Regions from separate parts of the Mus musculus genome. Here region 2 is linked to region 1. A link is a contact called in ENCODE Hi-C or POLR2A ChIA-PET data. All regions are on one chromosome and are shown on one strand. Each heading gives the region's core, a stretch centred on a gene start or an enhancer-like site at or near the end of the contact. The rest is flanking DNA. Distances are from core to core; before and after follow the strand shown. Region 1 holds the start of Mlycd (malonyl-CoA decarboxylase). Region 2 holds the start of Osgin1 (oxidative stress induced growth inhibitor 1).

What was found. Hi-C counts contacts between places; a loop is a spot of excess contacts on that map. ChIA-PET counts read pairs that join two places held with the same protein, here RNA polymerase II (POLR2A).
Region 2: a loop to region 1 is called in a map of gastrocnemius, with 2.1 times the contacts of the local background. The contact joins the promoter of Osgin1 here to the promoter of Mlycd in region 1. A Hi-C loop is called at or near these places in 1 of 37 maps with a recorded cell type or tissue (gastrocnemius). POLR2A ChIA-PET finds 5 or more read pairs at or near these places in 1 of 5 experiments (Patski).

The regions. Positions count from the first base shown.
Region 1 is chr8:119,393,494-119,396,487 of GRCm38, forward strand. Mlycd (malonyl-CoA decarboxylase) reads left to right here and starts at 1,401. Exons shown (of 5, transcript NM_019966.3): 1 at 1,401-1,977. The coding sequence starts at 1,453.
Region 2 is chr8:119,435,766-119,438,759 of GRCm38, forward strand. It overlaps Osgin1 (oxidative stress induced growth inhibitor 1), which reads left to right and starts at 1,382. Exons shown (of 6, transcript NM_027950.2): 1 at 1,382-1,528.

The DNA.
Region 1 (2,994 bases), core at 151-2,650:
ACTGGATCCTACCACATGGGTCAGAAAGAGAGTCACAGACTCGAGTTAGGATAAAGTGACTTTCCCCCTAGCTGGAAGGCACGTGGTCCATCTTAAGTTCTTATCAAAGAGCCAGGTACAGGTTGGAGCCTGGATCCGGTTGTAAGGTCCCAGACGTCATTCTTGGGATTTGGTCTATCGATAGTTTGAAGAGAAACCATGCACCAAAAAATGAACTGTGGTTTCTCTAGGACAGTCACAACAGTCTGGATCCAAGATGACTGTCATCATATCAAGCTGAATCCATACAGAGCCTACTCTACCAGTCTGATTCCTTTTTGCAGTTATTTTAATGTGACTCCCTCCCTCAGATGGTAAACTGAAGGAGAATGAGCAGGGCTATTTCAAATGCAAGCCTAGGGTGGGCCTGGAACTCACCAAACAATTGAAAATCATTTCACTGAAAGAATGAATGAATGAATGAATGAATGAGGCCCAGCAAGGAAGCTGGTAGGGAAGAGATTCTTCCTATACCCATTTCCGGCATGACCAGACGGAAGCTCTAGGATGCAGCAGGAGGCATGGGCTGGGTCTCCAGCAGTTCTGTCTGGGTGGGATTCTTGACATGAGCCAGAGAGTACCTAGGGAGGGTCTGTTGGGAGAGACCCTGTTCTACTGTCCGCGGGTCGGGACAGGGTCAAAATGTCAAGTCAGAGAATTACTCTGAGAATTACATGCTTGGTGTGTACATGTGCATATACATTTCCTTGTACACACGTGTGGGGGTGCACGTATGTACATGTGTGGTTCTGGAAGCCAGAAGACACCTCGAGTGATGGCGCTACCCGCATACTTTTTGTTTGGTTGGTTTGGAGATAGGGTCTCTGGCTGACCTAGACTTACCTTGTTATCTGGACTGGCTGGCTCTTGTCCACCTCCCTGAGCTAGGACTACAAGCGTTTTCCCATGGGTTCTGGATATGAACTCAAGTTCTCAATCACTTTATCAAATGAGCCATCCCCATTCCTAGGAGACCTAGTCCAGCATGCAACCTTAAATTTCTCAGCTCCTCACCTACGCTAGATCCGAACCCTAGCACAGGAGGCTGCGTGCATAGCACGGTCCCGGGAAGAGCTGAGATGTCAAGCTCTCAGATCAAGAGAAGCGCGTGCGTAGTGGGGAAAGGGACTGAGGCGGTGACTCTCAGAACAGGTGTAAGGATGCAAGCCAAGAGGGCGAGTCAGGTGCCCCGGGGCTACCGGGTTCCGGGGACCTTTGGCTGCACTTGGCCTCCGGCCTGAGAAAGCCACCTCGCCCCTCCCCCGCCGTTCTACCCCCCGATTGGCCAATGTCTCCGTCCGCCGTCCGGCCTCGGCCAATGGGGCCGGCGAGAAACCGGAAGCCGGAGCCGGAAGCGAGGCAGAGGCCCGCTCTCCAGTGGCGTCTCCCGCTAGCAGCTGTCGCGGAGCTGTCATGCGAGGCCTCGGGCCAGGCTTGAGGGCTCGGCGCCTGCTCCCACTGCGGTCCCCGCCGCGGCCTCCGGGGCCCCGGGGACGTCGGCTGTGCGGCGGGCTCGCGGCCAGCGCCATGGACGAGCTGCTGCGGCGAGCCGTGCCCCCGACGCCGGCCTACGAGCTGCGCGAGAAGACGCCGGCGCCCGCCGAGGGCCAGTGCGCCGACTTCGTGAGCTTCTACGGCGGCCTGGCCGAGGCGTCCCAGCGCGCCGAGCTGCTCGGCCGCCTGGCTCAGGGCTTCGGCGTGGACCACGGCCAGGTGGCCGAGCAGAGCGCCGGGGTGCTGCAGCTGCGCCAGCAGGCGCGCGAGGCGGCCGTGCTGCTGCAGGCGGAGGACCGGTTGCGCTACGCGCTCGTGCCGCGGTATCGCGGCCTCTTCCATCACATCAGCAAGCTGGACGGCGGCGTGCGCTTCTTGGTGCAGCTGCGGGCCGATCTGCTGGAGGCGCAGGCCCTCAAGCTGGTGGAGGGGCCGCACGTCCGGGTAAGGCCCCGCCCGGGCCACCGCGACCCCGGGGCCGCCGCCCCCCGCCACCGCCCCGGGGCCCTGCCCACTTCCCACTCCCCACTCCCCAGACCCTTACCCATGCCCCTGCAGCCACCTCGCCGGCCTCAGATACCACGGTGCTTACTGCGTGGTTCGTAGCACTATCCTCGGGGGTCACTGTCGGGTGTGACACCCATTGCGCTTACTCCAAAATAGCTCTAGTTTTAACTGCGCTGTTCTTGAACAAGGATGGAACACGGCTTTGGGCAAAGTTTGGGCACCTCCCACGAACGTCCATCACCCTAACAGGTTACACGAAATGCACAAACATGGCCAAAAGTCAAGGTCACCACCGCCTGGGTCTCTAAAGCCTCCAGTCCTCTTTCTGCAATCTGACTTTGGACAAGAGATTTGATTCCAAACCCCCAGCCCCAGACGCAGTGATCCTAAGTTGACTTTTTAGTACCTGTGCTAGTCAGCAGCTTACCCAGCGATATCATGTAGCGTACAGATAACGGAGGTGTATATAGCTGAGACCCAAAGGATTGTCTAGCATAGCTGCCAGCCATTAATATTCAATAAAGAGGAGCATTGACCCTGAGTTCATACACAATGATATCACCATTTCAGAAGTCCCCAGTGTTCAAAGCCTCATCTGCTTTTTTCCTGACCTGCTTGAAACAGGCATGGCCATTTTTACTTCCATTCTGTCCTTTCGGTTGACACCTATCTCCTTTAGAGTGAAGGACATGACACGCTGAGGTGATGAGCTGTCCAAGACTTCAGATATACATCCCCTGATCCAGGCTCCTTTGCACTGCTATGTGCAGGTTTACAGACTTCTCATTTTGATTGCTTAACCCTTGGTGTAGTTAAGGGATTAATATGAGTCAGGGTCTCTCACTGAGACTTGAGACTCACCAGTTAGATTAGGTAAACTGCTCAGTAAGCCCCAGAAATATTCCTGTCCCATCTTCCCAATGCCAGCAAACAAAGTGTGTCACTAAATATAGT
Region 2 (2,994 bases), core at 132-2,631, 42 kb after region 1:
CTTTGAGCATGTTGGGCAAGTGTTCTCCACTGAGCCATCTCCCAGCCCCGAGCCCAGGGTTTGAACATATCAGTGCACAATGGTACTTGGCCTTCAACCTAGGGTCTCATGCAATGCTAGGCACAGGTTCTACTGATCTATTCCCCAAAACCTATATGCGGTATTTTGAATAATCATTCTTTTAATCCAAGAAAAACAAAATATCATTTTTTAAATCAAAATGCTGTGCTAGCAGCCAAGACTCTTGCAGCCGAAGGATGTTCCACGAGGTGGGCCCAAGGACCCCGTCTTTCTTTACAACTCTGAAGTTTTCTTTTTCTGGAATTTGTATTCTTTACTTAATTTTTTTTCTTTAGAAAATTGTACCAAAGTGTCACTTTGTTTAATGAGTTCCTTTTTTTTTTTTAAAGAATTGTTTATGTAATATATATGAGTGTTCTGTCTTCAGACATACCAGAAGAGGGCATCAAATCCCATTACAGATGGTTGTGAGCCACCATGTGGTTGCTGAGAATTGAACTCAGAATCTCTGGAAGAGCAGCCAGTGCTCTTAATCGCTGAGTAGTCTCTTGGGTACTTAGAGTGAGAGCCTGACACTCCCCCCCCACCGCCCCTCCCCAGTTCTGGTCCTGGTGGTAGAGTGACAGCTGATCAGGACAGGAACAATGGCCACCAAGGTGAGTGCACCGACCTAAACCACTGCCCAACTTCCTTCTCTTGAGCCAAGGCTCCATATGGAAAAGCGCTATTCCAGACCCAGTGTGCAGTAAGGGATGTCTCCCTAGGACCCAGCTTCCGTTCACGGACCACAAGAACCGGCCAGCAGACTGGCGTGACCCCCTACAGGAAGAGAAGTCTATAAGGACCAGGGAGGACGGACACACACTCACATGCGCATGCACGCACACATGAGGGAGTCCAACTCAACCCCACTTTTCAGATGGGGAAACTGAGGTTTGTTCAGAGTCTCCAACCAGGAAGTCGCTGAGTGGGAGTTGTCGGGGTTGACCAGTGACTGAGGGTTTTTTCTGCACACACCCGTGTCCCCTCTCCCCACACGCTGGGGTGGGAAGTGAGTGGAAGATCAGAGCTTTCTGGAGTTCAGAAGCCAGCTGGCCAGCTATTTCTCAGAAGCCTACCACTCACTGGTAAGGAAGAGACCTAGTGGTCTCTTTCAAGATTCCCTAGTTCCTCCTTCAAACTGAACCCGGGAAGGGAGGAACTGGCCAGCAGGGGCCCTTTAAGACTGGCCAGGGCCAAGTTCATTCACCCAGGGGCCCCTGCTGACTCACGCTTATGAAAGTGATTTTCCTGGTCCCGCCCCTGCCTCCGCCTCCTCCCTGCCCCGCTGTGAAATACCCCTGCTAGCCTTGGGCCTCGCACAGCCTCTGGGATCCCCAGGGCTAATGGGCATCCTGTTCTTGCAGCAGGGCACCGTGACAAAGTCTCTCACCGTGTGACCAAGTTCCTCTGAGTGTCCAGACAACCCAGGCTCACCAGCTCCCTCCAGCTATCTACCATCCATCAGGTGAGTGGTCCGGGCAAGGCTGTGGGTGGGAAACAATAGCTATGGGGCAAGGGTGGGCAGACGGGGGTCAGGAAAGCCGGGGTGTACACTGACTGGTCCTGAGGAGGACTCTGGGAGTCCTCCCTGCACCTCCAGCGATGGCCATGGTTAAGTGTCTGGGACACTCTCCCCCAGCGGCCCCTGGCTTAGCAGCCTAATCCTAACTCGTGAAATAGCTGTTCCGGCAGGAAGGAGCATGGGTAGCCTTGCTCCTTCGAGGCACCAATGGCCACTGTGTCTCCAGCCTGGCGAGGTGCTCCAGTGGGTCCTAGGTACCAGGCTCAGACAAGCACAGCCGAGGGTTCCTGGGTACTCGGTTTACGGAAGGTGCGGTGGAGAAAGTGGTGGACCGTGGAGGTTGGGCCATCAGGCACCCTTGGGCCCAGGTGGAGCAGGCACTTGGAACGAGGGTTCACTGTGACTAAGGCCAGGTAACACTTGGCTGACTGCACACTTCCTCCTGCCCCAGGGCTTTGTGTCACTAGCAGCTGTCACTGCTACCTGTTGCTTTATTTGGGAATGGAGGGGAAAGGATCCCAAACGAGGCTGTCTAGGACCTAGACGAGATGTCCCCTCCCCTTCCATTTTCCCCAACCTCAGTTTCATTCATGAAGTGGGGATAAGAAACCCCCAGCTCTTGGGGGTGGTGGTGGCATTTTTAGAGACAAATGGTATATGGTTCCCAGCCCTCCCTGGCATGACGATTTCATAACCTTAGAAATGTCTGCAGTGTTACACCAGGGCAACTATCGCCACTTCTGAGAAACTCATTTTTTATGTGCTCATACCTGTGGGGTCAGAGGTCGATGGCTAGCGTCTTCCTCAGTCACTGTCCACACCTTCTTTTTCATTCTATTATCACTATCATTATTATTATTATTGCTAGAGAGAGCACAAGAACACGTGTAGAAATCAGACAGCCACCCCTCCCCCCCCCCCCCGCCAGGAGTCAGGGGTCAGGGGTCAGCTTTCTCCTTCCATCTTTATGTGAGTGCTGCCTGCCCATAAGTCACTGCCCTTGTACAACAAGTTACCTGCAGGGCCACTTCCCTCCAGGCTTCCCTCTCCTGGACTGAACCTGGAGCCTGTCATTCAGCTCTCTGGCGGGTGATCTCCAGGGGCCCTCCTGTGTTTGTCTCTCCAGACCTAGGATTACAGACATCTGCTTTTGACAGGAGTGTGGAGAATCTGAACTCAGTTCCTCACGGTTAGGCAAGCACTTTACCCACGGAGCCATCTCCCTGGCCCCTTAAATCAACAACTTGAGAACGTTATTTTTTTTTTCTATCAGCATTGCCCAACCAGAGAGACTCCGAAATATGCCAGTACTTTTAAAAACTGGTTATTCTAGCCTGGAGGTGGTGGCAGCTTTCTCTTGTAATATGAGTGGTTGGGAGGTGCAGGCAGGAGGGTCAGCAGTTCAAGGC